4 separate regions of the Homo sapiens genome follow, and all the other regions are linked to region 3. Evidence: chromatin loops called from intact Hi-C (ENCODE). Cell type or tissue: heart right ventricle. All regions are shown on one strand. Region 1 overlaps FMO2 (flavin containing dimethylaniline monoxygenase 2). Region 2 holds the start of LOC124900413 (a long non-coding RNA gene). Region 3 has its middle 8.7 kb from the start of FMO3. Region 4 overlaps FMO1-AS1 (FMO1 antisense RNA 1).

What was found. Hi-C counts contacts between places; a loop is a spot of excess contacts. Peaks named below come from ENCODE experiments on the same cell type or tissue, not always from the same donor. Only the 100,000 strongest peaks of a DNase experiment are listed, where the experiment ranks them.
Region 1: a loop joins it to region 3, with 7 times the contacts of the local background. A loop is called at or near these places in 46 of 110 quality-filtered maps.
Region 2: it touches region 3 in a loop (13-fold over the local background); 71 of 110 quality-filtered maps call a loop at or near these places.
Region 4: it touches region 3 in a loop (2.1-fold over the local background); 5 of 110 quality-filtered maps call a loop at or near these places.

The regions. Positions count from the first base shown.
Region 1 is chr1:171,189,230-171,197,229 of GRCh38, forward strand. FMO2 (flavin containing dimethylaniline monoxygenase 2) reads left to right here. Exons shown (of 9, transcript NM_001460.5): 3 at 4,106-4,294; 4 at 7,420-7,582. The region is part of intron 2 of FMO1-AS1 (FMO1 antisense RNA 1); the gene reads right to left. LOC124900413 (a long non-coding RNA gene) reads right to left here. Exons shown (of 2, transcript XR_007066731.1): 2 at 6,861-7,709. Among named protein-coding and RNA genes, the nearest start is that of FMO2, 7.9 kb to the left of the region's middle. In heart right ventricle, no CTCF peak of the experiment used is centred here; no DNase peak of the experiment used is centred here; H3K4me3 peaks cover 3,659 bases; H3K27ac peaks cover 5,760 bases.
Region 2 is chr1:171,223,139-171,231,138 of GRCh38, forward strand. The region is part of intron 2 of FMO1-AS1 (FMO1 antisense RNA 1); the gene reads right to left. It overlaps LOC124900413 (a long non-coding RNA gene), which reads right to left and starts at 1,223. Exons shown (of 2, transcript XR_007066731.1): 1 at 859-1,223. In heart right ventricle, a CTCF peak has its summit at 3,830 (motif pointing left); DNase peaks (open chromatin) are centred at 30 and 3,814; H3K27ac peaks cover 1,691 bases.
Region 3 is chr1:171,078,165-171,086,164 of GRCh38, forward strand. It overlaps the pseudogene LOC646804. Among named protein-coding and RNA genes, the nearest start is that of FMO3, 8.7 kb to the right of the region's middle. In heart right ventricle, a CTCF peak has its summit at 3,250 (motif pointing right); no DNase peak of the experiment used is centred here; H3K27ac peaks cover 1,905 bases.
Region 4 is chr1:171,137,472-171,145,471 of GRCh38, forward strand. The region is part of intron 3 of FMO1-AS1 (FMO1 antisense RNA 1); the gene reads right to left. It also overlaps the pseudogene FMO6P. Among named protein-coding and RNA genes, the nearest start is that of MIR1295A, 40 kb to the left of the region's middle. In heart right ventricle, a CTCF peak has its summit at 4,451 (motif pointing right); DNase peaks (open chromatin) are centred at 3,240, 4,500, 4,770, 5,150 and 3 weaker places; H3K4me3 peaks cover 1,983 bases; H3K27ac peaks cover 7,824 bases.

The DNA of each region.
Region 1 (8,000 bases), 110 kb after region 3:
TTTCTTTTAATATTTGGATTTGGATCTCCTCCTTTTCCAGATGTATATGTTTAGTTATTTTAATTTTCATGTAATACTCTCTAGACATATCTCAATCTTGGTTTTCTTCCTCTAAGTTCAATCTGAAATATCACTTTCTCTCTTAAATTTGGCTCCCCCAAGATCCAACATTCCAAACATATTGCCAATGAGTGTATACCTTTTAGCTTGAAAGCAGCAGAAAAAAAGTGGTAAATACCTGAGCCAGGGAACTTAATTAGGGGGTTCTATCAGTGATCAAGGCCAGTGATCAAGGGAGACACCAGCCTAATGAAAGATGACAGAAGATAGCAATACTCTAATAGAGATGTGGTTCACAAAGTTCATTGTGCAGAAGCAGCTAGGGAGAGCTTCTAAAATACAGAAATCTGAGCCCGTCTTTTTTCTTTTCTTTTTTTTTTTTTTTTTGAGATGGAGTCTCGCTCTGTTGCCCAGGCTGGAGGGCAGTAGCGCAATCTCAGCTCACTGCAACCTCCATCCCCCGGGTTCAAGCGATTTAGCTGGGATTACAGCCTTGTGCCACCACACATCTGGACCCATCTTCTAATGCAACTGGTCCACTGACTGGCATTTGGGAATTGCAATTTTGCCTCTAATTGTAGGACAAGGAAGTAAGAAGAGTTTTAATCATATTCAATTCAAGTAATGGAGCAGATAGATGTAAGGTCCATCCGAAAGAGTGAAATGATAGAATCACAGAATATTCTTAAAGAAAGGCAATTTTATTCTTTCTAACTGCTTATGGTAACTACCCATGAAAGCAAAAATATTGATTGGTAAGGGTCAATATAATGATGTTTCACGAAGAAAAAGTTTAATTTGTAAGTTTTTGTAATTCACATTTATAATAAATAAATCTGTTTCTGCTTTATAAATTTCCTCACTTGAGTAGATTAAATATTACCCTTATAATCTTCTTTAAACTTACTGTTTACAACCTTTTTATTGTCATGAAGTCAAACATAAACTTCAATTCAGCTCGTGATCAAAAGATCATAAATTCTAAATAAGTGCTATCTGAATTAACTTGGTTTGCTAGAGTTTTCTGACATTCTGAAAATTCTATATTAGAAGAATTCTTTATTATATGATAATTTATGTTAAACAAATTATAGCAAATTCTACACATAAGGAAATTCAGACTATATTTATGCTTAATTATCCAGGCAGTAGTAGTACTTAAGTAAATATGTGAGTTAAATTTATCTGTTTTGAAAACTGTGCCTCTGTCCTCCTCTTGATTGACAATAAACCCTCTGTCTCCACTTTCACATCTCCAAAGTTCAAGTGCATTTTAATACAATATAACAATAAGCACCATAAAGATATAAACTATGTTTGTACTGTTAGCATCTTATCCCTAAATCCAAGCTCAGGCCCTGGTCAGTTCAAGCATTTGATACATACTTGTCTATTAAATCAACATTAATCATCTCTTCATAACTAGGAAAACTAGGCCAATTTTACCCAGATTTGTCTAAATACACAGATGCCTACTTCAGCAAACTAAATGTAGAAGGAAGCACATATGAAGACAAGGGGGTCTTTTTTAGCTGCTATTTACCAATTAACCCAACAATAAAAGTTTATCACTTGGCTGGGCGCGGTGGCTCACGCCTGTAATCCCAGCACTTTGGGAGGCTGAGGCAGGTGGATCACCTGAGGTCGGGAGTTCGAGACCAGCCTGACCAAAATGGAGAAACCCCACCTCTACTAAAAATACAAAATTAGCTGGGCATGGTGGCGCATACCTGTAATCCCAGCTACTCAGGAGGCTGAGGCAGGAGAATCACTTGAACCCAAGACGGGGAGGTTGCAGTGAGCCGAGATCATGACATTGCACTCCAGCCTGGGCAACAAGAGCAAAATTCTGTCTCAAAAAAAAAAAAGGGATTATCACTTGATCTTCAGAAAAATAGTGAGGTCATTATTGTTTGCTGACAGACTACACAAGTAAAATCTCCCAAAGGCCAGTTTTGCCCTGGCCCTAAGATTACTGTAGGGCCTCAGACATCAAATCAGTTCTTCTCATCACTCAAAATTCCCTTAAAATTGACCTGATAGAGAAGCCAACCACATTTTTAAGCCAAATTGTTGGGTCTTTTAAAAACTAGCATTTTGGCTGTAGTATAACAGTCTTAGTTTAACTGATTCAAAACTATGGCTGGCTTAGTAAATTTAACGCTAGTGGCCAATAATAACAGAAAAGAGATAAATATTCTTAAGTATGTATTTTGAGCCAGGGATTCTGCTAAGTACTTTATTCACTCTCATTAAAGCCTTGAAACAATTGTTGCATGTTTAAGTTATTAATGAGCCCCATTTTACAGAGGAAAATGAGGAAACTGACCTATGTAACTTGCTCATGGTCACAAGCCATTAAAGGTGGCAGAATTAGGATATCAATCCAGTCGGTGTGACTCCAGAACCCTCCTATTTACTCTATACTACTCATAAAATTATTTGGTCTTGGGGCTGGGCGCAGTGGCTCATACCTGTAATCCCAGCACTTTAGGGTGTTGAGGTGGGTGGATTGCTTGAGCTCAGGAGTTTTAGACCTGCCTGGGCAACATGGTAAGACCTCATCTCTACAAAAAAAAAAAAAAAAAAAATACAAAAAATTAGCCGGTGTAGTGGCACGCGCCTGTAGTCCCAGCTACTTGGAAGGTTGAGGTGGGATCACCTGAGCCCAGGAGGTTGATGCTGCCGTGAGCCATAATCATGTCACTGCATTCCAGCTTGGGCCACAGAGTGAGACCCTGTCTCAAAAATAATAATAATAATCTGGTCTTGAGAAAAAATAGTATTTTTTTCTTCATAAAATATTTTCCATTTTGAGAACTTGATTAAGAAACTCATTGTCTTGCCAATGACATTACATTCAATCATGCTGAAACATCCAGAAATAGTTTACACATCAGTTTGACATCAGTATTATGCAATTTGAAGCCACTGTTTGAAAATAAAAACACTGTACCGTGATTTGTTTATCCAGAGTTCAGATTATTATATCCTTGTATATGAGACAGAAACCCCCTTGTATTCTAGTGCAAACTCTCTTTGGATCTTAATATGTATAGTTAACAATAATACCATACTACATTCTAACTACCTAGAAAGCTAGCATACCTTAACCTGATTAACTTTTACCAAGTTACTTGAAATTATAGCAAAGTTACCATTTAAATCTTGATTCTGGCCAGGTGCAGTGGATGAACCAAGCATGGTGGTGCCTGTAATCCCAGCACTTTGGGAGGCTGAGGCGGGTGGATCACGAGGTCAGGAGATTGAGACCATTCTGGTTAACACAGTGAAACCATCTCTACTAAAAAATACACACAAAAAAAATTAGCCGGGCGTGGTGGCAGGCACCTGTAGTCCCAGCTACTCAGGAGGCTGAGGCAGGAGAATGCCGTGGACCTGGGAGGCGGAGCTTGCAGTGAGCCAAGATCACGCCACTGCACTTCAGCCTGGGTGACAGAGCGAGACTCTGTCTCAAAAAAAAAAAAAAAAAAAAAAGATTTGATTCTATCAGTCTACTCACCTTTATAGCTTGACAATGATTGATTTGTGTAAAAGGATTCAAATCAAAATTTGCAAACTCCCTTCCTCCAAAGGTACTCATTTTATAATACTGAAATTCTCTATTATGTTCTCTGCCCAGTGTCCCAGGGTTTATTGGTTTCTAAAGAGGTAGTGGGTATATACAGCCTCCCCAAGGGGAATTTAGGAAGTAAGCTGGTTGTCACAAAGACTGGCATTAAATAGGTAGAGACCTAGGATGCTAATATCTTGCAATGTGCCAAAATAATTGTCCCTGTCCCCAACCTCACCATTGCCAATATTACCCCTACCCCTCACAGTGAGCGTCACAGGCAGGCAACAAACTGGTGTCGTCACAGAATGATTGATGGAACACATAGACTGCATTCATTACCTAAACATTGTCGTCACACTGCAGCAACCAAAGACAATCGCATTACCCAGGGGTTAGATGTAGGAAGAGTAAAAAACAAAAAATTTTTGAATGCGTAATTATCACTAATTATTTTATTTGATCCTTCAGGAGAATGTGGAAGATGGCCGAGCAAGTATCTATCAATCTGTCGTTACCAACACCAGCAAAGAAATGTCCTGTTTCAGTGACTTTCCAATGCCTGAAGATTTTCCAAACTTCCTGCATAATTCTAAACTTCTGGAATATTTCAGGATTTTTGCTAAAAAATTTGATCTGCTAAAATATATTCAGTTCCAGGTATTGTATTTTTGGGGAAATGGGTTTCTCTGCATTAGTTCAGCTCATATTTAGATAGAAAAGTTACTCTGATAATGAAAGCAATTATGAATGAAGTATCCCATTCTAAGTATTTGTTGAAATATAACAGCCTCATATAAAACCCAAAAAGTAGTGTCATTACCCTTGGTATTATAGATTATATACATTAATTGAAGAGGAAAATCATCTGTTAAAGTTAAAGGTTTGAATAATAATATATTGATGTCAAAACTTTTTTTTTTTTTTTCTCCCTGAGACAGAGTCTCACTCTGTTGCTCAGGCTGGAGTGCAGTGGCATGATCTCAGCTCACTGCAACCTCTGCCTTCCAGGCTCAAGTGATTCTCCTGCCTCGGCCTCCAGAGTAGCTGGGATTACAGGCACACATCACCATGCCTGGTTCATTTTTGTATTTTTGGTAGGGACGAGGTTTCACCATTTGGGCCAGGCTGGTCTCGAACTCCTGACCTCAAGTGATCCACCCGCCTCGGCCCCCCAAAGTGCTGGGATTACAGGTGTGAACCACCACACCCAGCCTCAAAAATTCATTTAAACTAATATCTGTTATCATTGAATACACCTAGCTTCATTTGCCTTGAAAGGGCGTATACCAAAATTAAATTGCTGTTTTGTTTTCTTAGCTTCTTCATAGAAATGGGATTTCTTAGATGTGTATTAAATAAATTCATTGGTCTCTGTTCATACTAGAAGGCTGTGGGAAGTATTTGCTTATCATTTTTTTCTGAATGCAATCTCTTACAACCTAAAGATGGCCAGATCATTTTGAAAAACACTTGGAATTACCTTTTCCTGTGCTTCCTCAAAATCAACAAAAAGCAATATTTTAATTAAGCATGCTGAATTTTTATCAATGGTCTATACTTTGAGAAATAGCTACTATGCTTAGAAAATAAAATATAAATCACATTTCTTGGCCAGGTATGGTGATTCATGTTTGTAATCCCAGCACTTTGGGAGGCTGAGGCAGGAAGATCACTTGAACCCAAGAGTCTGAGACCAACCTGGGCAATACAGTGAAAATCTGTCTCTACAAAAAATTTTTAAAAGATTATCCAGGCATGTTGATACCCACCTGTGGTCCCAGCTATTCTAGACTGAGAAGGGAGGATTGCTTGAGCCTGGGAGGTCAAAGCTGCAATAAGTGGTGATTGTGCCACTGCACTCCAGCCTGGGCAACAGTGTGAGACCCTGTCTCAAAGTAAATAACTAACATTTCTGGATAAATAACTGTTAGTGAGGCTTATTTTTAATACATGTCATTTTCTTAGTAATTCTAATACTAGGCTTATATAATATCAACTTACAATAGTAAATTTTGGTGAAAATTTGTATTTATAAATTCCATTAAAATGTCCAGTTCTACCTAATGTAGTTTTTCACCAATTCCTGGTAGATCTAACTTGTGAATAACAGATTATGTATACCAGAAGGTTTTGTAACTTTGTGCACTTAACTATCAATCTACTTAACAAATATCTCGCCTTTTTATGATAAATAACTTCTATTCCATTCTTTTAAAGATCATGTTAGAGTCGCAAGGAAGTCATTTCTCTTGGTTATTGTGTTACTGCTACTTTTGTTTCTTGGAGAGTGAAGAGGGGTTGGGAAGAAAGGTTTCTGTTTATTGGTCTCTGAGTTGGTGTAAGTCATAGGTGTTAGAGCTCAACTCGAGAAGCAGGCAAACTGTAACAAGCCCTGTTGCTTATGATTGTCAATGTAATCTACATCAGTGCTTCTCAAACTTTAATGTGGACATGAATCACCTGGATATCTTGTTAAAAATGTAGGTTCTAATTTAATAGGTATGGGGTAAGTTCTGAAATTCTGCATTTCTGACAAGCCTCCAAGTGATACTGAAGATCCTGATCCTCAAATCACATTTTGAATAGCAAGGATCTACAGCACTTAGTTAATATACTACTTTGAACTACCATCTGAAATCTTTTCTTTCATCTGAAAACTGCCCAGATATTTAAAGCCCTTTTACAAGATTTCTACTAATATTCCATATACATTTTTAAATTGAGACAGCTTAAAAATTACCAACCCAGCAGTTGGAAAAATATCTGAAAATTTGAGATATATAAAAGACTAAAATACTTGCAAATGAGAAGCATGCCATTCCTCTAGCATTATAAACTTTGCTTCCACTTGACATCGTTTCTTAATCCAGCAGATATGAAACATTTATGTACAATTTTAAAAATTAACAGACCTCCAGTGAGCTACATTTAAAAAAATCAATGAACCAATAAATCATTTTATTCAAATAAGATCATGAACTGTCTTGCTCACATGATGTACTCTGTTTTAAAAATAGCAAATGTTAAAAACTATCATTCAGTGGAATGCTGACCATGTGTCAGGCACTCTGCAAAGTGTTTTGCGTGAAATATCTTCTCTAATACAAAGTCCACAAAGAGGCGGCTACATAAAACGTTCCTGACATATGCCAATTGCATGATCACTTGAATTATTGGTTTGTTTCCTTGTTCAGATTATCAAATAACAAACAGAGAGAAGTTCTTTAAAAGAAAAGATATATATTTGGTGATAGAGCATTGTAATGAGAATGTACATGCCATGGTAAACTATTTGTGTATTCAGGGAGTTAAAGGAAGACAAAGGTTTTTAAATGGGGAAAAAATACAATTACATAATTGTTTTGAAATAATTATATAAAGAGCAATAACAAGGGTGATGCCAGTCTGAGATTGGACAGTTACTGAGCAGATGTTCTTGTAGAAGTCATTTTTGTGTAAGATTATGATGGTCTTTGTGTAAGGTGGTGGTTTTTGTAGTTTTTGTTATCAGGCACACATCATGAGAACCCGCTCTTTCTGGCCTTTCCCAATTCTATTTGTCGGGTTTCTTAACATTAGTGACTCCATCTAGATTCTGACAGTTTTCATGAGAACTTGCTTTTCTTTTCTCTCTCAAGTCCTTATTCAGTATTCAACACCCTTAACAGATTAGTCCCACTGCTGAGTCAGGCCTCTTGCATGAAGCAGCAATGAGAAAGACACACTTGGCCAATGTTATCCTGGAGTAATTCTCAATGATGCCTTCTCTGTGTTTCTTCAAGACAACTGTCCTTAGTGTGAGAAAATGTCCAGATTTCTCATCCTCTGGCCAATGGAAGGTTGTCACTCAGAGCAACGGCAAGGAGCAGAGTGCTGTCTTTGACGCAGTTATGGTTTGCAGTGGCCACCACATTCTACCTCATATCCCACTGAAGTCATTTCCAGGTGAGACCCGCTGGGATTCCCAGCTTTTTGGAGTAGGTTTCCAGGTACTTTATATGTAGTTTGGATTGACAAGCAGGATTCATTGCTGCAACTGGGCAGAACTTGGCTCAATAAGATTGAGACAGAGCTAGAAAGATGAAAGACACCAAACATCATCTTTGTTTCTATTGGCCTCTGAGTCTTCATCACACATAGATCTCAGAGCCAACTTCCTTGGAAGTCACTAAGTCCTTGGCATAATTTTAGAGAATTCACATCAAACTGGTTCTCTGTTGGAGAGGCCCTTTTAGCCATGTGCCTGCGTTGGCCTTTTTCTACCCTGCCAAACACCGAGCCTTTTTCACAGGGCCATACTCACACACAAGGGGAGAGCTCCTAGAAAGAAATGCTTTGCAAGTTAGTGATGGGGAGAGAAGTG
Region 2 (8,000 bases), 140 kb after region 3:
GAGCTCTCTATCTGCTATTTCCTGAAATTCAACACCCTACGGGTCAGCCCCCAAGGGCAATCCAGCTTCCATCTCAGATGGCCAAGTTTACTTCATGCCTCTCATAGCAAGAGGAAAATTTGGTGTTCCTTGGAAGCATAAAAAAAATGCAAGGAGCTCAAGTCTTTCCAAGAGCTTGATTATCAGTCTATGCTTAGCCATCCCCAAGCAAATGTATAGTAGTACTGTAGAAGACCTTTATTAGACACTCTGCCAAATAATTAGAACAGTACTTGTGCTCTAATCCAATTCGCTATCCCTTTCACCGTAGCAATTCATCAATCTAAAAAGGTAAAAACAAAACACCTCAGGCCAAAGGAAACTCCTTATGAGTCCTTTAATCCTCAGGTTTACATAAATGCCATTAAAGTCCTGTGAGAAGTGCCAAATAAGTTTAAAGCACAAAATCAATTAGCTGCAGAATTTAAATCCACATTGTTCTAGTAAGTAACTATAAAAAAAAGTAGGCTAAATAAACTATATCTATTACAATCAGCAACGATTCATAAATTACACTGAGGACACCATCAAAGAGATACCTAAGCAATTAGGACCTATCAGCCAGATGGCCTAGAAAAATAAAATAACTTTAAATATAATATTAGCAGAAAAAGAAGATGTTTGTGTCATACTTAAAATTTAATGTTATACCTTTGTTCCTAAAAATACTGCCCCTGACAGAATTATAACAAAAGTGCTACAAGAATTAAAAACCCTATCCAATAAACTTGCCAAAAATAATAAAATAAATAACCCTTTTTCTAAAGTAATAAAACATTTGTTCAGTAGATAAAAAGAAATTTTAACTTCAATTCTCACCTCATTTGCTGTTGTTATTGGTGTACTTATTCTTGTAGGCTGTTATATTATTCCCTACCGTCGAAGTTTTACACAAAAACCTGTCTCTGCCATGCTTACAGAGTTAACTCCTAACTCTCCTCCACCTTATTCAGAAAAATTACTTCTCTTAAAAGGACAAACAAAGCAATTAAGTCAAAACATATTAAACAAGTTTGAAGAAGAATTATGAAATAAGAGGAGGAATTGTAAAAAGTAAAGTAGAAGTTCCTCTGGAAAGACTTGTCTCCCCATTTAATTAGGAATAAATAGTAACTTCCCTTAAAAGCAAAATTTATTGAAAGACCTATAGTAACATTCTTAACTATCTGCTAGCCATAATAAAGAAATCAATGTACTTTATGTTCTTAGCTCTTACAATTTAGCCTAAATATTTGCCTTGGCGTGCTCATACTAGTCCAAGCAAGCATTAGGTCATAGCCTGTTTCTCTTCCTTATTTGAAGGTGTTTTTACTTTTCTCAGCATTCTACAAGTTACTTCCTCCTTCCTTTGTTCTCCTCTGCTTTTGCCTCTTTTAAAGTGTTCTAAGTTGCTAGCCAATCGGGACAAATACAGAATGTGAGGTCCTGTTCTAGCCAATGGAAACCGGACACAGCAGTAAGGTGGTAAGGTGGACGCATCAAGTTATAAATGACCCTGTCTCCTTTGTTCTGTGTACTCTCATGGCAAAACTGCTGGTGAGTGTACCCTTTCTGCAGAAAGTATAGAAATGGCCTTGCTGAGGAAATTGAATTTATGTTCAAGTGCTATTTCTTTACAGCACCAAGGAACAGGCATTTCAAAGAGCATGGTGCTATTAAAATAAAAACTTTAGACAAGTTAAGTTTAACATAATTTATTTGAGCAAACAAATGATTCATGAATTGGGCATTACCCTGAACCAGTAAAGGTTCAGAAGACTCTACCTGGCAATGTGGGCAGTCCATATTTATAGATAGAAAAAGGAAGTGACATAACAAAATAGCCTGATTTGTTACAGTTTAGCACTTGCTTTATTTGGACATGTCTGAGCAGTTTGCAGCCTGTGATTGGCCAAAAGCTCAGCTGCTACAGTTAACTGAGACTCAGTTGCTTGTTACAAGAATGTAGTCTCAAGGTAGGTTTATATATATATATATATATATATATATATATATATATATATATATAGGTTTATATACATATATAATGTATATATATAAAACATACATATAACATATATTATGCTTTATTTATATATATTAGGTTATAGTTTGCTTCATTTAGAGACAGCATTAGGCCAAAGTTTAATTTAACAATTCCCCTCTTTTATCAGCCTTTGAATTTTGAGAAATTGACCATAACCTAGGTCCAATTTTTTTCACCATCATAATGGACTTGTTTGGTCTCAGTATAAAATTCACAATTCACAATGTCGAATTTGTTGGATTATTCTTTATGTTTTCCTGATATTTTTGTTTTTCTAACTATAATGAGATTAGTTGATGTACAACGGATGGCTCCATATGAGCATTTGAGACTCTTAAGGGACCAGGCATGGAGGCTTATGCCTGTAATTCCAACACTTTGGAAGGCCAAGGTAGGTGGATTGCTTGAGCCCAGGAGTTCAAGACCATCCTGGGTAACATGGCAAAACCCCTTCTCTACAAAAATATACAAAAATTAGCTGGGCATGGTGGTGCACACCTATAGTCCCAGCTACTCTGGAGGCTGAGGTGAAAGGATAGCTTGGGTCCAGGAGGTGGAGGTTGCAGTGAATGGAGATCATACCACTCATACCACTGCACTCCAGCTTAGGTGATAGAGCCAGACCCTGTCAAAAGAAAAGAAAAGAAAAGAAAAGAGAGAGAAAGACTCTTAAGGGATACAATACATTAGGAAGAATATTATAATGGTTATCAGGAGGAAAAATACAAAAAATTAAAAAATTAAAGTACACTACTTAACAGGAGTCTCTACAAACCAAAATAATCTAAATTAAGCAATTTAAAGTTCAAGCAATAATAAAGACAATTCAACAGTATTCAAGTCCTATTGGTTATAGTCTTTGTTCAGGGCATGACGGTGATTAAGGGCCATAGTTAGTAGTAAAATGCCCTCCTTTAAAGAGGTGCCTGATTCTGTAGTTAGCCTGGTAACACAAGTCATACTAGTCTGAAGACCTACTAAAAGACACATAAAGATTTTAAAACCTTGGAATATTAGCCCCAAATGATTAGGCTAAAAATAAACAATAAAAAACCTTCCAATAGCCAAGTCTGCCATCCACCATTCCACCATTCTGGATACCTGCAAATCAACCATTAGCTGCTCCTGTAAACACATCATGTGTTCCTTTCCCGTGAGAAATTTCCTTGATGTATTTGGTGGCAGTGTCTAGAGAAACATCAGTATCAGCCACATTTTAAATTAAGCTTTTTGTAGTAGTAAAATCAGGAGAAAGGTAAGTACAATATTCAGTTTCGTTTAGCACTATACACAAGTCCTCAATGTAGGCAAAGAGAAGATCTGCGTGATGCTCCATTAAGTATTTTTGTTGAACATGAATGTTTTCATACACCTTTCAAAGAGCAGCTTCTATGCATCTGAACTTTTGGGCGGTCACATTGGCTACAAAATCTAAGATTTTTCCTAATTTACAGACTATCTTCAAATTCTATACAACCAGCACCCCAATACTGCCAAGAGTGTGCCCCCAATAACCCCACAGGAACATTTCCTCCAAGGAAACTAACTTATCTCCATCTATTTCAAGGTTTGTGCTAATTTTGGTTATTGATTGCTTTGGCCTCTGGTTATGAAAGATACAATGGGAACTTTCAGGAAAAGCTATTCAGAAGGTAGGAGGGAGACAGGCCATATAGCAAAATCTGAACCAGTGAGGAAGAGGTAAGTAAATTCTCTTCAGTCCCAATGTAGGCCCTCAGGGGCTAGGAAAGATGGCCACCTAGTGGTGTTTGAGCAGAAGTCAATTAAATTTGTCCACAAGTTCACATAGCTCCTGAGTAAGGTACAGTGAGAAACTTACTCAAAGGGTATGCTGTAAGGGTGCATAACCACATTTAGTGGAAAAGGAGCTTCCAGATTTAATTCAGTGACATCATACAAGCAATTACTCATACCTGCATTGGTAGTCCCCAGGTCTTGAATATGTGATATACCTTTTACAGACATCACTCAGATATGTTTTCTATATTTGGTAACAATTAGGTTATTAATTGGAAAGTTCGTGGTACTATTTCTAGTGAGTGTAGAAAAGTAAGTAGCAGTAATGTCTAGAATTTTAAGGAAAGCTTTCCACTCTTCCTCTAGGGCTTCATGATGACTCTCAATGGGAACACAGACATTGGCATGAGAGAAATTGTTTTCTGATATGGTGGCATTAGCCTACAAACCCAACAATTGCTCTCATTTCTTTTTAGGGCATAAGCTTTTGATAAAGCCACACACAGATTATGCTCCCGTGGATTTTCCTTTAAGGAAAAGGAAGTGATTCAGACAGCAGAAAACTAGGGGGAAAGGGGAGAAATAAGGCTTTCGTGATGACAGAGAAATCTTATTCTATGGTCTTAGGAAAGTGTCTATGTCTAGGATACCATCTGCCTCTGGGGAAAAACTTCCCTGGTCATCTTTACCTTAAGGCCTCCAACAAATATACACCAGGAGTCTGGAGGAGCCCTTCTTAGTAAAAAGATGTGAATACGAGACTCAAAACCCTGAGGTTTTGCTGCAAAGAAGAACTTGGTATAGTCCCTATCAAGGGCAGTCTTCCTCTGGTGTCATTTCCAAAAGACCCAACCTCATTGCTCTAAATCATGAAAGGTCTGCTTGTCATCAATTTGTGAGTCACAAAGGGCTTTTCTTACCTAGTGAAAATGTGCTTTGGCATAATGCGTCAAAGCATGGCACTATTGAGTCATGTCAGAGTTTACAAAAGCAAAAGATCCATAGGTTTTATTATTAACGGAATAAGCCTTGAAGTAACTATTTCATAATTTCAAATATTTAATTTCATAAGCAGTCAACCTAGATTTCTAGTGAGGATGAGTGTGATTGCCATCAGTTGATAATTGCCTTTGACTAAGGCAATCCAATCAATGTAGTTAGCTTCGCCTAATGCCATTGTATTTATAATATCTTATTTAACTGTTTTACAACTTGTCCAGTGAAATTCAAAGGTGAAGCAGGCTAGGCTTCTGGGTTGGGTGGGGACTTGGAGAACTTTTCTGTCTAGCTAAAGGATTGTAAACACACCAATCAGTGCTCTGTGTCTAGCTAATGGTTTGTAAACGCACCAATCAGCACTCTGTAAAAAAGGACTAATCAGCACTCTGTAAAATGGACCAATCAGCAGGATGTGAGTGGAGCCAAACAAGGGAATAAAAGCTTGCCACCCAAACCAGCAGTGGCAACCCGCTTGGGTCCCCTTCCACGCTGTGGAAGCTTTCTTCTTTCACTCTTCACAATAAATCTTACTGCTGCTCACTCTTTGGATCCGCACTACCTTTATGAGCTGTAACACTCACCGGGAGGGTCTGCAGCTTCATTCCTGAAGTCAGCGAGACTACAAACCCACTGGGAGGGACAAATAACTCCGGACACACCATCTTTAAGAGCTGTAACACTCACCGCGAGTGTCCATGGCTTCATTCTTGAAGCCAGTGAGACCAAGAACCCACCGGAAGGAACCAATTCCAGACACAAAATGAGTACTTCTATCACTGAAGATTTCTCCAGGAATGAATGATAAGGGAAACACATTTTCTTTTTTCCTTTTTATTTTTTTCTTTTGAGACGGAGTCTCACTCTGTCACCAGGCTGGAGTGCAATGGCGCAATCTCGGTTCACTGCAACCTCTGTCTCCCTGGTTCAAGCAATTCTCCTGCCTCAGCCCACCCAGTAGCTGGGATTACAGGCACGCACCACCACGCCCAGCTAATTTTTGTATTTTTAGGAGAGACGGGGTTTCACCATGTTGGCCAGGATGATCTCGATCTCCTGACATGATCCACCCGCCTCGGCCTCCCAAAGTGCTGGGATTACAGGTGTGAGCCACTGTGCCCAGCCAAGGGAAACACATTTTCTAATAAACTTTAGCTATTATTATGGCATCAGCCTTCCTGCATGGGAAAGCTTCTATACAACCAGAAAACATACATTTAATGTGTCACTTGAAGGAACTCCATTTTTAAGTGTTCAAATGATCCAGCAGGTGTGTATCACCTGAAGTTTTTATTTTCTTATCAGAACTATGAGTTTGACAATTTATAACCAAAATTGGTTATAAATTTTAGCAATTTTAAAAGTCATGCCATCAATATTTTTTCATAATTTGAATCATTTTATCTCTGTCATGATGAATATGGAATTCAGAGCTCTTAATAATGGAAGCTTTAAGGACTCAGGAAGGACCAAGCAGCTGTCCAGACTCTTCATGAGTTAATGCTTAATATTGCATTTACGTCTTTTTAAATACCAATTTTGTTTCTCCAATTCAGGTGAATAGTACTGCTCATTAAATAGGTTATCATAGGTAATTTGACAGTGATCAAACTTTTAAAGTTTATTCAAATTGCATATCTTAACAATTTCAGTACTGGCTGACTTAGCATAAAAGTCTGCCAAATCATTTCACTGATATCTAATTAATTCTTGTCCTGACATATATTGGGTTCACAGTTTTATGAACCAGTCAATTTTTTCATTGTAGAATTCTTAGCCAGTCCAATGGTATGATCTTAAAGTTATCAGAAAACTATATTTGTCAGTGTCCTTTTCATGAGTCTTCTTGAAGATGAAACACTTTAGGCTTATAGTTGCCCAGGAAAGTACCATAGTAAACAATTAACCATCTGTGAATGACAAGACTTAAAATTGCCATGGTTAAAAACCTGATGAGACCAGGCATGGTGGTACATGACTCTAATCCCAGCACCTTGGAAGGCTGAGGCAGGATGATTGCTTGAGCCTAGGAGTTCAAGACCAGCCTGAGCAACATAGTGAAACCCTGTCTCTACGAAGAATAAAATAATTAGCCAGGTGTTGTTGTGCATAGTAGTCCAGCTACTTGGGAGACTGAGGTGGGAGGATTGCTTGAGCCCAAGAGCCCAAGGCTTCAGTGAGACGTGACCATACTACTGCACTCCAGTCTGTGTGACAGAGTGAGACTCTGCCTCTGAAAAAAGAAAAGAACAGAAAAGAAAAGAAGATAAGAAAAAGCAAGAAAAGACAGACAAGAAAAGAAAAATAAAAAGACCTAATGAAAATTCACTACAATAATGATGGAATTGATAAGGAAATGAAGTTACTTCTGTTTCATACAACATTTTAAGATAATAACTAGAATTATGAATACCAGCATTATATGAGGACAACTTGATGTCTATGAATTTCATACAATTTCCAAACCATATAGTAATAACACATACACACAAAAATAACCCAAAGAAAGTTAAGCATTACTTATTTTTGACAGTACTATTCATATAATTTAATGTATCAAATAAGCCCAAATACTTATTATCTATCTTTTGTAAGGATGGATATCCTTTTGATGTGTTCCAAGGGCCCATGTGGAAAATCTCAAAGTTAATTCAAGGTCAAGAAAAAGGTTTAATTTTACATTTTATATTTGGGAAGTCTGTCCAAAATATCAAAGGTTTGAAACACTTGAGCAAAATATTTAATAGGATCACAGGTCACTGTGAATAGTAGTAATTTATTTAACCAAAGTGATAATTAAAACACTTCAAAGGCAAATATAGAAAGCTACATAGTTGTAGAAAAACTTTAGCTCTCTTAATAGAGAAGACTCAGTTCTCTTATGAAATAAAAAACCTAATAAAGACAGCATGAAGCACTGGACATTATCTTAGTAAAATACAGAATATTTATCTCCTACACCAATTATCTAAAATGGAAAGAAAAACCTTTCACAATTTCCTGTTAGAAGTAGACCAAGAAAATGTTGTTTTAACAGAAACACCAAATTCTAGTTTTGTATCAGTGTAGTTCTCATACTAATACTGAATTTTTAGAAAAACTTGTAAATAGTTCTTTCTAATCCTAGCTAGCCTGGTCACACATGAAATTTATTCCACGATTCATCTTCTACATTGAAAGA
Region 3 (8,000 bases):
TAAGCCAAAAGAACAAAGCTGGAGGCATCATGCTACCTGACTTCAAACTATACTACAAGGCTACAGTAACCAAAACAGCATGGTACTGGTACCAAAACAGACATATAGATCAATGGAACAGAACAGAGCCCCCAGAAATAACGCCACATATCTACAACTATCTGATCTTTGACAAACCTGAGAAAAACAAGCAATGGGGAAAGGATTCCCTATTTAATAAATGGTGCTGGGAAAACTGGCTAGCCATATGTAGAAAGCTGAAACTGGATCCCTTCCTTACACCTTTTACAAAAATTAATTCAAGATGGATTAAAGACTTAAACATTAGACCTAAAACCATACAAACCCTAGAAGAAAACCTAGGCATTACCATTCAGGACATAGGCACAGGCAAGGATTTCATGTCCAAAACACCAAAAGCAATGGCAACCAAAGCCAAAATTGACAAATGGGATCTAATTAAACTAAAGAGCTTCTGCACAGCAAAAGAAACTACCATCAGAGTGAACAGGCAACCCATAAAATGGGAGAAAATTTTCGCAACCTACTCATCTGACAAAGGGCTAATATCTAGAATCTACAATGAACTCAAACAAATTTACAAGAAAAAAACAAACAACCCCATCAAAAAGTGGGTGAAGGACATGAGCAGACAGTTCTCAAAAGAAGACATTTATGCAGCCAAAAAACACATGAAAAAATGCTCACCATCACTGGCCATCAGAGAAATGCAAATCAAAACCACAATGAGATATCATCTCATACCAGTTAGAATGGCAGTCATTAAAAAGTCAGGAAACAACAGGTGCTGGAGAGGATGTGGAGAAATAGGAACACTTTTACACTGTTGGTGGGACTGTAAACTAGTTCAACCATTGTGGAAGTCAGTGTGGCGATTCCTCAGGGATCTAGAACTAGAAATACCATTTGACCCAGCCATCCCATTACTGGGTATATACCCAAAGGACTATAAATCATGCTGCTATAAAGACACATGCACACGTATGTTTATTGCAGCACTATTCGCAATAGCAAAGACTTGGAACCAACCCAAATGTCCAACAATGATAGACTGGATTAAGAAAATGTGGCACATATACACCATGGAATACTATGCAGCCATAAAAAATGATGAGTTCATGTCCTTTGTAGGGACATGGATGAAATTGAAAATCATCATTCTCAGTAAACTATCGCAAGAACAAAAAACCAAACACCGCATATTCTCACTCATAGGTGGGAATTGAACAATGAGAACACATGGACACAGGAAGGGGAACATCACACTCTGGGGACTGTTGTGGGGTGGGGGGAGGGGGGAGGGATAGCATTGGGAGATATACCTAATGCTAGATGACGAGTTAGTGGGTGCAGCGCACCAGCATGGCATATGTATACATATGTAACTAACCTGCACATTGTGCACATGTACCCTAAAACTTAAAGTATAATAATAAAAAAAAATCCCTTAGATGTTCACATTTTTTATTGATTCTTTTTCATCCTGAAAGTTCTTTCTATTCATTTCTCTTCAACTTGTACATATTCAGTGTTTATTTTCAAGGCTACAGCCCTGTCAAAGAGTATTAAAAACCCAGAAAAAATATCTCAAATGGCTCTTCCACACCTGTCACAGAGCAATCCCAGGACCCCACATGCAGATTCCTCAGGCTAATACCACCACACTGTCCCTAGTGCCTTTCCATTTTAAATACCTTACGTGTGATATCTTATTTTATTCTTACAACAATAGCCTGAGGCACATTGAAATTGATGAGGAACCTGAAGTCTAGGGATTCCAAGTGACTTGTTCATGATTAGCAAAATAGTTAGTGGGGAGAGTTAAGTCTTTCAACTCTAACTTCTAGTATTCAGTCAACTATATTAATATGTCTCTAATTTGAAATTTATTATAACTATTCTTTTTCATTGGGGTGATATCTTTAACTGGCACATTGTTAAATAATAAAGAGTAGCACAGTTCTAGACTCTAAACTCCCAATGGAATATCTGGATCAGGTCTACCATTTATTCTTATAAGTTAGAAAGTCAACAATTATGGTTGGAGAGAAGTTTTATTTCGATATCCCAGAAATGAGTTAGGACCAGAGATGTGAGAACCAGAGAAGGCCAGAAAATGGAAATACTAACCAAGCATTATGTATACTTATCTGATTTTTTTTTTTAACTTTTCAGCTATCTGTAGTGGTAGTCTGACTAAAACAAAAAGACATTTCAAAAATTAAAATTCTTAGACATAAGTCTACTTATTCTTTACAATCCAGTTTCATAAACGAATTCTTATCAGAGTCATGGTCTCCCTCTATTTCTGAAATAAGGTATTTGATTCAGCTCCCTTATATACTTTTATGGCACTCAATTGCTGGGGGATATTGAGAGGTATCTGCCAGTCTACACACCCTAGGTCTAATCTCTGTAGCTCACTTATAGCTTCAAATATGTATCACTTAAAAATATTTTCATTATATAAATTCTTTTCAAATACACATTCAAAATATATATATATATATTCAAAGCATTATATAAACAAAGTTTGAGTAATGAAGATGGGATGTCACAGAAGCCAAAACCCAACTGTGGGGAGAGACTAAACATCCCTGGCATTAGTGCTACTCTGTATCTCATATATTAACTCTGCTCACCACAAACTCCCATCTCTTCTCTTCATCAATCTTTTAGTATTTCTACCCTAAATCAATTGAAATTTTTATTGAGCACTTTTTTTGTGATTGGCACTAGGAATGCTCCATGCTTGGCATTAGGAATAGTACCATGAATGTAAGATGTATTCGCTTTCTTCAAAGAGTTTAAAAGGCAATTGAAAAAACAAGACATGCATAGAAAATTAAGTAATAACACAAGAGATCATAATAATGCAATGCAAAACAACAAGCAAGGTAGTATATAAAAAGTGGCCATAAGTTAGGGAGAGAGAGAAAAAAAACTGGCATTTCTGAGAACCTATTTTATGACAAGTTCTGTACAAAGTGGCTTTATAGATTATTGCATTTCTAGATGGAAACAAGCTTCGTTAATCAGCATTATATAAATGATGTTGTTTCCCTGAGTTTTATCTATTTGAGATTTCTGGATCCTGAGTGTAATAGAAAGGATTCATTTAATGTAGGAATTTACTACTATAACACAATCCTATTAATATCTTCATTTTATGAAACAGAAAATTGAAGCTCAGAAAGATTAAATAATTTACCTAAGGTCAAACATCCAGTAGGTGGCAGAAGCAACTTTTAAATTCTAAACTCCATGCAAGTCACACAGGTTTTTAAGAGTATCTCAAACACACACTCTGGAATAAAAACCAGATGGCCTTCACTATAGCTAAGTTAATCATAAATATAAGTAGCATTGCTGTAAAAAACATGAAGCAGGATGCTGATATAAATGTCCAGTTACTCCTTGTTGAGGAATTGACCAGTGTAGTCTGAACTCCTAGCCCATGTGATCAAGGGTACCAAATCTAGTATAATTTGGTCTAGTTTGCACACTGGGCTCTCTTCATTTGTAAACTCAGCAATTCTCATGGTGAGGGAAGTTGTTTGCTTTCTTTGAGTGGTGGTAGATGGGGAGAGTGTTTCAGGGGAAGTGACTCCTTTCTAGGCTTCACCCTTCATTTTTGACCCAGTAGGCTCAGGATGAGGCCTGGTAATCTGTTTCATTTTGATTTGTAATCCATTCACGTCAGCTTGCCGTTCGCTATTTAAGAACCATTGCTCTCAAGCATGTTTCAGGGCAATACAGATTTGGTTTAGCTTCAGTTTAAGTGACGAACAAAGTCCACTTTAAGTAATTCATCTTTTATTTTCTAGAGCTGCTGTGCTTACCTCTGCTAAAAGCTGCGAGACATACTGCTTTAACCTACAAAAGCTTCTCCGAAACAGAAGTGTATATTTTTGTGCCAATATTTTTCTTACCAGCTGTGCTTTCTTCCAGGGAGATCGTGCTTTGCCACTAAATGAGCCTGTGTGCAAAAATACTCTCTGCCAAGTAGAACCTTGCTGTTTCATATTCATCAGCTAATTTATTCCTGTGACCACCTTTTGCAGTATGCCTATTTTACAGATTTTTTTAAAAAGCAAATTTAAGAAAGGAAATAACTTTCTCAAGTTTATGCAGCTGATACACACTGGAGGTTGAGTTTCAAATTAGGTCTGCCTGATGCTAAATTATTTTCCTTTGACTTTTCTCTGTCTTCATTTTCTCTCCTGCCTTATCCGTTGCCCACGTGTTAAGTCCCATCGTGTTACCCACAAGCATACCTTAGTCTTATTCCTGGCTCTTAGTATTGAGGAAGTTGTCAACTTTGGCATTAGGTAGGTTTTAAACTGGATGTTCTGTTCATGTATGAATTTTATGAATAATTCATTGGTTTGGTGCCCACTAAAAGGACCAACAAGATTATTTTCTGGTAATTGCAAGTTTCATTGTGAAGGTTACACATAAATTTTTTCTACTCCTTATTCATTCATCCAATAGTTTAATGCCTGTGTTTTATTGTCAAGGTCGATTTATTTGCCAGGAATATGAGGTCTCTGCTTGAAAAGAAAATAGTTTTGTTATCTTTTTTTTTCCAGATCTGGTCATAATCCCTAGCAAAGATATACTGGTTAATGTTACCAATAGGGTAAAGGTCAATGAAAAGCAGTAAAACAGTATTTGTCAATGTTTTATGAATTTAAGTGGACTTAACTGTAGAGAAACTATTAAAAATCATAGTCTTCTCCTCTGTACTAGGCTTCCTATTCTAAAATAGGGCTCATTTTTAAAACTTCTGACCATTCAGTAAATAATTTTGTGATCAACTATGTATGCATAGGGCATCGTGCTGAGGAAAATCCAAGTTAGACTACAAGACATGACTCCTACACTCTGTAAGAACTATCATCCATTTTCAGAAAGAAAAATTTATGTAATGATAATGATAACCAAGGAATTATAACTAGCGGATAAAGTGAAAGTTCAGATGTCAAAGTAAACAGAGACTTCTTTGAGTTGATGTAATTCCTGAGAAAAAAATCATTTTACTATATAATAGAGATTATATAACAACTTTAATTTTCATCACAAGAGAAAATACTAAGTTATGTGCTTGAACAAGTTTTTTGCTGCTGTTCTCTGGCGAAAAGATCAAAGAACATTTGAATCTCTTCCAGCACCTCAGAGGTCAAGCCAACAAAACTAGCTTACAAATATACTAGGTCTCCTATAAACAAATATATGCTGCTTTTCTCCAACATGGCCGAGCCCAGGAGAGGTGGTGTGCAAGTATCCATGACGGCTGTCTGGCACTAGAGTGGAGAGGGTAGCGAAGAACAAAGCACTTGCAGGGTGAGAATCTGAATCCGGCCTGAGCTGAAGAGGAGAGGCTTGTTGTTGCCAGTGTTGGTTTAGGTAATGGTGTGAGTAGAAACCAACTGCTACTGGTTTTAGAGAAATGTGGACTGGTGGATGCTCTCTTAATGCCACCTTACAAGCCCTACTCATTTGAAAGATACAAAACTACAGAAGAATCTAAGAGAGCCTATGTTACTCTCAATGGGAAAGAAATAGTGGATGATTTAGGACAAAAGATGATTCTGTATTTGAATTTTGTGGAAAAAGCACAATGGAAGGAGTTGGGGCCTCAAGCCTTACCACTAGTCCTCATAGTAGTAGAAGAAATAATTTCTACTGAGGATGAGAAAATTCTTTTGGAAAGTGTTGATCAAACAAAAGATACAGACCATCAAAATTTTCAAAAATGCTTAAAACACAGAAGAGTAAAGCATTTTGGTTATGAGTTCCACTGTGAGAAAAACAATGTAGATAAAGATAAGCATTTGCCTAGGGGTCTTCTTGATGTTTGTGATAGCTTTTTGGAGAAATGGTTGAGGGAGGGTTACATTAAACATAAACCTGAACAATTGACCATAAATCAATATGAACCTGGGCATGACTGTCATGGATTTTAAGTACCCAGATGGTATCACAGTGCCAGTTATTTTGCCTTGTTTGAGTTGGCTGGTGATGACAGGAGAATCTAGATACCTTTGGGCCCATGGGTTACCCTTTGGCTTGTGATAGCCAGAGGAAAGAGACTCCTCCCTCCTTTCCAGAGAGTGATAAAGAAGCCTGACAACTAGAGCAAGAGTACATCCATCAAGTTTATTAATAGATTGCTGGGCACTTCAGCAGCATGAGATATACAGCTTGGCCACACATCATTGAGTTTTTGAAGGCTTTGCCAAGTGGCTTAATAGTGGCTGATACTGGATGTGGTAATGGAAAGCACCTTGGCATCAATAAGGAGTTAGATGTGATTGGTTGTGATCAGAGTCAAAACCTTGTGGACATTTGTAGAGTGAGACAATTCCAGGCTTTTGTTTGTGATGCATTGGCAGTACCAGTCCACAGTGGGTTTGGTATGCCTGACTCTCCATTGCTGTTATTCCCCATTTTGCAACAGCAGAACATAGAATGACAGCTCTTCAAGAACATGTTGGACTCCTGAAACCTGGTGGGAAGGCACTCATTTATGTCTGGGCAATGCAACAAGAATATATTATAATAAACAGAAGTCCAAGTAGCTTACAGGAAACAGAACTAGCCAAGGAAAGAGAGAGGAGATAAGCAGTGACACCTCAGTGCAGGGGATGGTTGTGAAGCAAATGCCTGATGTGGGCAGTCAAGACTCAGCATCTTCTGTCTCCTCCATTAATGACTCTTAGGAGGGAGGATATAATTCAAGGCAAGTTACTAATTCCAAGCTTCCTATTCATATTAACAGGACTTCTTTTTGTTCTCGGGATGTACTGGTCCCCTGGTACCTTAGGGGAAACCCTGATAAAGACAAACCTGTTGAGCAATTTGGTCCCATATGATCCTATGACCCAAGTTCCATGTTTCATCATTACTTATGTGTTCTTTGAGGGAGAATAGGAAGTTGCCTGCAGGACTGTGAGTGATTTCAGCATTCTGCAAAGCTACTACGATCAAGGAAATGTGTGTGTGATTCTTCAAAAGGTCTGATTATTTACCTGAACATATCATGTATAAAAAAGAAATGCTCATTTTGTTTCAAAAAAAGGAGAATAATTATCATTTTAATTAAAGAGAAAACTAAGAAACTACCAAAAGAGGGCTCTTGAGAAAAATTTGGAAGTAGAGATTCATTAGGAGACATTCAGTCAGCTACTGTTGGCTGACCTCATAGATGTAGTCTCCTACAACTTCCCTACAAGAGATGGCTTCTAAAAGCAATTAAAGTAATTTGTGCAGTGCTTGTAATTCTTGGGTAAGAGCCCACCATTTTGAAGATAACCTTTTGTTATAAAGTGTTACTGAATGTACTAAATCATGTAGGATCTTAGTGAAGTAATTCTACCACATTTTAATAAAGGAAATATTTCTGGTTAATAAAAAAACAAATATATGCTAATCTTCAAATTAACTTGACTAATCTATTTATAAAAGCTATACTATTCATCACTATAACATTTTTTATTGTAATATGTAACATTTTCATAAACTTTAATGCAGACATGAATATCATGCTAACATCAGTCAATAGGGTGCCTGTTTTGCAGCTTCTCTTGCCTTCCTGTGTGTTCCTCGGTGGCCTATCAGTCTCAGGTGCAGTATGTGGACTCTAAGAATGAAATGATCAGATTCTCTGGCATGAAACTCAAACTACTGTCCTTATTTCTCATTTTTTAATTGTAGTGTCTAAGTGGCTTCTGTGTTACTTATGGTCCAATAAATGATGTGTAACCTCCTCTTGATGGTATTCTGGAGTCGGGAGAGGTAGTGAAATGGAAGAATAACTCAGGTGTATCACCTGTTAAACCCAGGAGGTGGAGGTTGCAGTGAGCAGAGATAGTACCACTGCATTCCAGCCTGGGCAACAAGAGCGAAACTCCATCTCATAAATAAATAAATAAATAACTTGCTGAGGGGGTCCTAAATTTTAAATATATACCACT
Region 4 (8,000 bases), 59 kb after region 3:
TTATATTTTTTGTAACAAGAACCAAAGACTTCATTCTTGCCTTTTTCCTACCCCTTTCTTTTTACTTCACCCATGCCTCCCCTGTTCTTCTCTTATCCTTACCACACTCAGTCCTTCTCTTTCAGATTTTACTATGGCTCTATACCATTAAAAATACAAGAAAAAAAAGGAATTTTACTTTAAGAATAACTCCTCCCCCTTCCCCAGTTTTCACATCAAAAGACATTGTTAAATGCCATTCTCTTCCACATTTCGAGAACTGCTGATTCTCTGGGGAGAGAAAGGTGATTGCTTAAGAGGTGAAGTCCCTTAGAGCATTCAAAATGAGGAGTGATTCTGTACAGAGGATATCATGCAGCAGGCTGGATGTCTAGTTCCAATTCCTTTATTTGTTACCTCTGAGACCTTGAAGAAGTAGTTTCTAGTCTCAGCATACCAAAGCGTCATCTGCAATTGAGAGCATTGGATTGATGATCTTCAAGGTCCTTCCTGCTCTAGCATTCACTGAATCTGCTATTTTTGACATATTGAATAATCAGAAGCAGCCAGTTTTAGAATCTTATTATAGCAAAAGTGGTAAAAATAATGAGCATATACTATCAATGTGCATCTATGTCTTCTTATGTTTGAGTGAGGATCCTGATACATAAACCTTGGCTGATAATTTCTACTGAAAAAAATCGTAAGTATTAAAGACACTCTTCTGAAGATGTTCTCTCCAGACTCTGCTACAGGCAATCATGAGCAAGAGGGTTGGCATCATCGGAGCTGGAGTCAGTGGCTTGGCTGCCATATGGTGCTGTCTGGAGGAGGGGCTGGAGCCCACTTGCTTTGAAAGGAGCGATGATGTTGGAGGCCTGTGGAAATTCTCAGTGAGTGGCACATCATTAGAACACCAGTGGAAGGAGATGGATTCCAATGCAAATCAAATCTGATCAGTTCTAATTCAGATTTAGAAGGCAGATCACAAAAGCTCCAAATCTGGAAAGTAAAATCTTACCTCTCCAATCATACTAATGCCCAAAAAAACTATTTCATACCAGCAAAATTTGTCCTGAAAAGGACATTTTCAGCTCATTAAACATCATCACCTGCATGGTGAAATCCAGATCTCCAAGCTGTAAAGGGCACTAATGTTGGTAATTAGTCAAAAATATACCATGGGCTTCCCAGGTAAGTGAAACAATTCTATTCTTTATTGCTCTTAAATGCCAGGAACACGACTAGAAAAGAGACAAACAAACCTGGACTGAGATCCTGAGGTCAGAAGTCCTGAGTTCTAATTTCAACTTGTAGGTTTTCTAGGCAGATAAGATTTCAGTCCAGTTGCTTTTGTTTCCCTGGACCTCAAATGCTCATTTGTCAAATGCAGAGGATATGATTCTATAATTAACTTATGTCTATTGGGCAGATAGAAATTATTATAGATGATGATTGTGTGTGCGGCTGTTGAATAGCCTATCAGCTCCAAATCCAGAGGGAAAAATTATGGTCTTTGCCATTTGGGCTCATTGTAGAAATAATATAATTAGGAAATAGTCCTTGTAAACACATTTTTTTTTTTAATTTCAAAGCCAAGTTTGGAGAAACTTCTAGTTCTTCTGTCCTGGATTTCCCAGCCATTGTAATCAGTTGTCGATGATACATATTTGGCTTGAAAACATATTCACATCATTCATATTGTAACTACTTCCTGTCCTGGTCTCAGTTACTGCTCTGCCTGCGCCAATAGCCTCCTCCAATAGAGTATATCAGTGCTAACTTAGAACACATTTTTATTCTTCTCCAAGCTTTTTTTAAAAAAATTTGTGGTTTTGTAACCCTGAAAGCACTCCATGAGATATAAGGTCATTAATTTTTATTTCCCAGTAGGGGGTAATCAAGAGTTAATATTTTTCAAGAATTTAATTTTCCCTATTTACATTTGCTCAGGGAAATGTGGACAGCTTAGAGTAAATCATAAAATGGCTTTCTACCATCTCCCTAGTAACAATTAAATGATGCTTGAGCATCTATTCTGGTAGTTTGTGCTAAGTACTGGGATGACAAATATGGAATATAATCACTCCTTGTAAATGGTTCCATTTCATTTGATTAAGCAAGCCATAATATAATTCCGTAATCCTTTGATAGCAAATGGGCAAAAACTCATTTGATAGCCGAACCTCTTCTGAAATCGTAAGGTTAAATACCGTGAATTGGATCAACATGAAGCTAAGTCTCACCTTCTGTTGCACGGCAGAAATTTTATTGCATTTGACAGATTGCTGCCCCAGATCTCACTAGGAGTATTATGGAGCAAAATCCAAAAATGTACACATTCCAAAATATATCTGGCCCTAAGACTTTTAAAATAAGAGATTATATAACTACAACAACAAGATAGACCTTGTCACCATCAATTCAATGGACGAGTGCCTCGAGCGTTTAGAAGAGGGTGGACTACGGAAATCTTAGTAGGTCAAAGAAAACCTCCCACAGGGATGACACTTAGCCTTGAAGGATAACCCCAGACAAGCAAAATAGAGGACCACCTGTGACACAACTCCTAGAGAGTGCATTTCCCAATAAAGTCTGCGAATGGCACTCCATAGGCCTATGCAGTCATTGGCAGTGTGCCAGCACCAGGTTAAGAGAGACCAACAATCCATGAAAGGCACAGAAAAGGCAATGAACATGGTGTGTGCAGAGAGGGATCCATGAGTTATCCAATATAGCCAGATCAGAAAGTTTACTTAAGGAAGCAATAATATGATACAAAGATCAGTAAGATTCAAAGTTGGATTCTGAGTTATCCACAAGAGGAAATTCTTCTTTTCCATAAGGTCATGTCTATAAGCAAAATTCTACTCAAAGTCCTGGTGAGGATATGGACCCATACAAATACTCAAAACTTTAGCCTCCTCCACATACCCCAGCCCTTCCTTCTTTTCTTAGAAAAGTTGCTTGGCACAATATATAATCAGAGAGGGATTTTTTTTATGTGTTACATAAGACTTTATCTTGTAAGCCTTTTTTAGAAGGTGTTCTAGCAGACAGAAACGTGGTAATTCTGAACTTTTCACTATTTGCTTTTTCTGAGAAATGAAAACCAAATGGGATTTAAATACTAGCAGGCTGAATGTGTGTTTTAAGTTTCATCCACTCCTAAATAGGGCCTCGTGTCCTCAAAAGATTTCATTACTGCTGTAATAAGAAGTTGCTCAACAGCCAGGTGCGGTGGCTCATGCCTATAATCCCAGCACTTTGGGAGGCCAAAGCGGGTGGATCACGAGAGGTCAGGAGTTCAAGATCAGCCTGGCCAACACAGAAAAACCCCATCTCTACTAAAAACACAAAAATTAGCCAGGTGTGGTGGTGGGTGCCTGTAATCCCAGCTACTCAGGAGGCTGAGGCAGGAGAATCTCTTGAACCCAGGAGGCAGAGGTTGCAGTGACCTCAGATTATGCCACTGCACTCCAGCCTGGGCAATAGAGAAAGACTCCATTAAAAAAAAAAAAAATGCTTACCAATAGGTTAGTAGCATTTTGATTGCAAAAGCTGAAGCCAGGACTATTTGAACTTTTTCCCACTCATTTATTCCTTTGTTCATTCAATGAATACATACTGTGTACTTTATGTGTAGGGTACTATATTAAGCATAAGCTGCAGATAAGAGGCCAGCCAGCACTTTAAAAGCCGTGAGAAAACAAGTATCAGAATAACTATAAGTGACTATATAATTAGGGCAATAAGGATAATGGGACCTTAGTAAAACTAAAGATGATTTGGCAGTAGCTGAGAGGGAAGGTAAAGAAAGCCATGACAAAGTTGAAGGCAACTTTTGAGCATATTTCAAGGGCATATTTAGACAAGGAGATATGGGACTCATAAGCAGAGCTGGAATAGGAAAGAAGATCAAGGTAAACTGCTTAGATGCATGTACAACATTCTGAAATTAACCTCTGACTTTGCCCTCAAGTTACTTATGTTCTCGTGGGAAAGATGAGAGATGAACACGGTTATCATCCAAGACAGATGGTGCCCACAGCTGCTTAGATCTCTGGTTCCAGGGTAAAGCTCCCTCAGCTAGAGGCAGAGTCAAAGTTGAATTTCCTCCTTACTGGCTCAAACCACACCTCATATTGAAATAATAAAAATGCATGCTCCCTGGAGCAACTGACTTGTTATCTAATACATTTGCTTTTTTGTGTTTGTTTGGAGAACAGTCTTTTCGGAAAAATTCCAAGGAGCTGTAGTGTACATACTCTTCTCTCCTGGTGTTATAATTGGCTGAGGTCAAGGGGCAAAAAAGCAGAGATTCATTCAAGATGGAAATATTCCAAGGCCTTAGCATCTGTTTCCCAGAACAGAGTCTTACATTCTTTAACCAGGCTCCATCCCACAGTTCAGCCCTGCCTCCTTTCAACAGGCAGCTGAAAAAACCTCCTTCCCACCTCTCCTTCTTCTCACAACCATCAGTAGAAGGCGCTAGCTGTGGGTGAAAGGGAAGCACTCAGCCTGCCAAACTGCTGGACATGAGCCTTCACCCTTTTTCTGACCTCCACAAAAATTTTAAAAAGTTTAAATTCCTGTGCTTCCACGCTTATGAGAAATACAGCAACCATGAATAGAGGAAGATTATGTTTTCAACTTGAGAAAAAATACTGAGGCTTTGGGCAGCCCCCCACTTCCCCACGGGGACACAATCCTCTCAACCCTTTCCAGCACTTTTTGTTTCCCTCTTCCAGAGGTCATCTGGTGTGAGAGGGAGAGACACATCTTGAATCCAGCAGCAACGTGACATTCCATCTCTTTCCCCCCATTGCACAAGAGTCCTTCCGGACCTCGGGAAGCAGAAGCTGCCAGCTCTGAAATGTATTTTCAAGGCAGCACATTGTGTGCACTTTTACCCTACCCTCACAACTGAGAGGAAATGTTTATTTTCAATTTAGCTTTTGACTGCTTCTAAAAAATAAGCCACTTTTCAATTACACAGAGGCTTTAAAATGAAGTGCCAAGATTTAACACATGTTCTAAGGGCTCTGGTTTCCTGTGTTTCTTTGGTGAGGAGTGAAGTCCAGCAACTGGTGAGCCAAAGAATAGGATTCATTTACAACAGAGCAGTGGTTCTCAAAGTGTGGTTCCTAAACCAGCCACATCAGCATCACCAGGAACTTGATAGAAATGCAAACCACCCCAGACTCCACCCCAGACAGATTGAATCCGAAATTCTAAGAATAGGGCCCAAGAATCTACGGTCTAGGGAGCTTCCAGGCGATTCTCATTACGCCAAAGCTGGGAAACCACTGCAATATTGGGTTGTTGCCAGTGAAGAGTTTGCTAAACTCCAAAAGCAAATAAATAGGCTAGAAGTCAGAGCCTCTTCTAGACAGTTTTGTTTTTTGTTTTTTTTTTAACCTGAGTATAAGATCAGAACCAGTGGTGGCACAGGAGAAAGCAAAAACCACTAAGTGGCTATAAAGACAGAGCTAACACTGAGGGTAATTACAGTAAGAGGATTCACATGGAAAGAGCTCCAGTTCTGTGCCAGGTGCTACGCGAAGGGCTTTCCATTCCTTATCTTACTGAGAGCTTTTAATTTTTGTTTACGCTTTTAAACATGAAAAGGGTTTTAGTCAACCAAGAATTGAACCACTGTGTTCACTGAAGGGAACACAATTCTTGGCTTTCTCTTTAAGCTTTCTTATTCTCCCTAGGACCACACAGAAGAAGGCAGAGCCAGCATTTACCAGTCTGTATTCACAAACTCTTCCAAAGAAATGATGTGCTTTCCAGACTTCCCTTATCCGGATGATTACCCAAACTATATACACCACAGCAAGCTCCAGGAATATATAAAGACATATGCTCAAAAGAAGGATCTTTTAAGATACATACAGTTTGAGGTAGGGGTCTCATAACTTGTACTGTTGAAATTAAGATATGTGTGGGTTAGAGAAAAAGGAGGCAGCAAACTATTATAAAAATTAGAGCCAAATGTTTGGGCACCTCAGTAATCAAATGTTGGCTCTGATTATAAAGCATTCATGCATTGATTTTTTCTCTCCTAGACTTACTAGTTCACTAGTCTCTGAGAGCTTTCAGACTACCTTAGAAAATGGAGGCAGCTAGCCCATCATTGTCCACTTTCCACCCTCATGCTCTGATGTTTTGGAAATAATCCAAAATGCTTTAGTATATATTAGGAATTTTGTCAGTTCAATGCCAATGAGTTGTGGTTCAAAAAACCAGAGCATTTGGTAGGGTTTCTCCCATTACATTATGAAAAGGTTAACAACTTAAATGGGAAATATAGTCATTGCCCCCATCTTTACCCACTCAGTTCATTAGTTTTTTTATTAAAAAGGTGAGATTTCAGCATTGTTTCTGCGAGAATAATGTTTTACATTTATTTGGGACTCTTTATTGAGCATTTCTGTCTGTATGTTTGGAACTCTTAACCTCAATTAACTGCTGCTAAATGCAGAACACTTGCATATAGTGGGAAAAACAATCAGCAAAATTATGAACCATGGTGATATTTACATCATTATTTTACCTGGAGTAGCCCCAAATGTATAGTTAAAATAAAATTTTCCAATAGTCATTTTATTCCATTCATTCATTACATTCATTTGCTTCCATTATGGTGTTAATATCAACAAACATTAATGAAGTTCCTATTGTGTGCTTGCATTGTGCTATGTGTTATATGTAAAAGAAAAAGAGGTCTAAGACTTAGCTCTCAAGAAGTTATTTCAAAATAAATATGTAAAGAGTAAGTAAAAAGATTCCAGTAACAATTTCAATCAAAGAGAAAATTTTTTAAAGCTCTTTATGATTTGTTTATAAATAAAACAATGCTATGGAGATCATGAAGCAAGAGGCAACACTTTGGGGGAAGGTATTTTCTAGAGGAGGTAAAATTTAGTTGTATTTAGTAGGTGTTTTAGATAAATGAGTGGCATGAGTAAAATTAGAGAGGTGGGAAAATGCCCTGCTCATTTGGAGAACAGTGGGCAAACCAAGTTGGTTAGGAGGGAGATATATATGCTAGGATGAGATATGGCCACATATATCAGTAAACTAGTGTGTACTGTGACTTTGAAAAATAGAGGATTATTTTGCAACCATGTAAAAGAAGTCCAAAGAAGGGACATCCAGAGCTTATGTGATGGCACCAAAGTTATCAAAGATTCAGCTTCACCCATCTTAGCACGTGGCCTACATCATGACGTTTGCCTTGTGGTGCAAAACAGTTGCTGAAGCTTGAGCCGTCACATCTGCCTTCTAGGCAAAAAAAAAAAAAAAAGTAAAGAATGAAGGGCAAAGGGATGTTCTCTCAGCTGAATCAGCTCCCCTTTTACAAATTCTCCTGAAAAAACTGTCCAACATTGCTTATATCTCACAGGCCACCCTAGTTGCACAGGAACCTGGAAAATGCATCCCTTTTCTGTGTATGTTGTCGCTCCAAACAAAATCAGGGTTCTGTTAGTAAGAATGAAGGGAGAATGGACATTAGGGAAGCAATTTGCAGAATATGTTCCAGAAAAGTCTGTGGGAATAACAGAAAATAAAACTAAAAGAGTAAATTGGAACAAAATTGTATGGACTTAATAGTAATCGCATTCAAAATGTAGAATAAGTTTTAGAGGCTGTGAAGTAACAGAAATTGAGCAGTGAATTGAGCAGAGAAATTGAGAAATGAATATAGTCCTTCAGGAAGATTAATCTGACAAGCAGGACAAAGGATGGCTTGTAGGAAATGGGAGGCTGAAGACAGGCTAGGTATAGGTTCTTGCCGTAGTCCATGCAAGGGAGTGATAAGGACTTGAATGAAGGCAGTGTTAGCAATCATGGAAAGAAAGCGTGAGATTGGGAGATAAATACTGTTTAAACATGAGGCAAGGATGGAGAAATAACAAGGAAAACAAGTCATGGATTTGAAGCATAAGTGGCTGGGAGTTTCATGTCATCATTCAAAGAAATAAGAAAGTCAGAAGCCAGTTTCAAAGGAA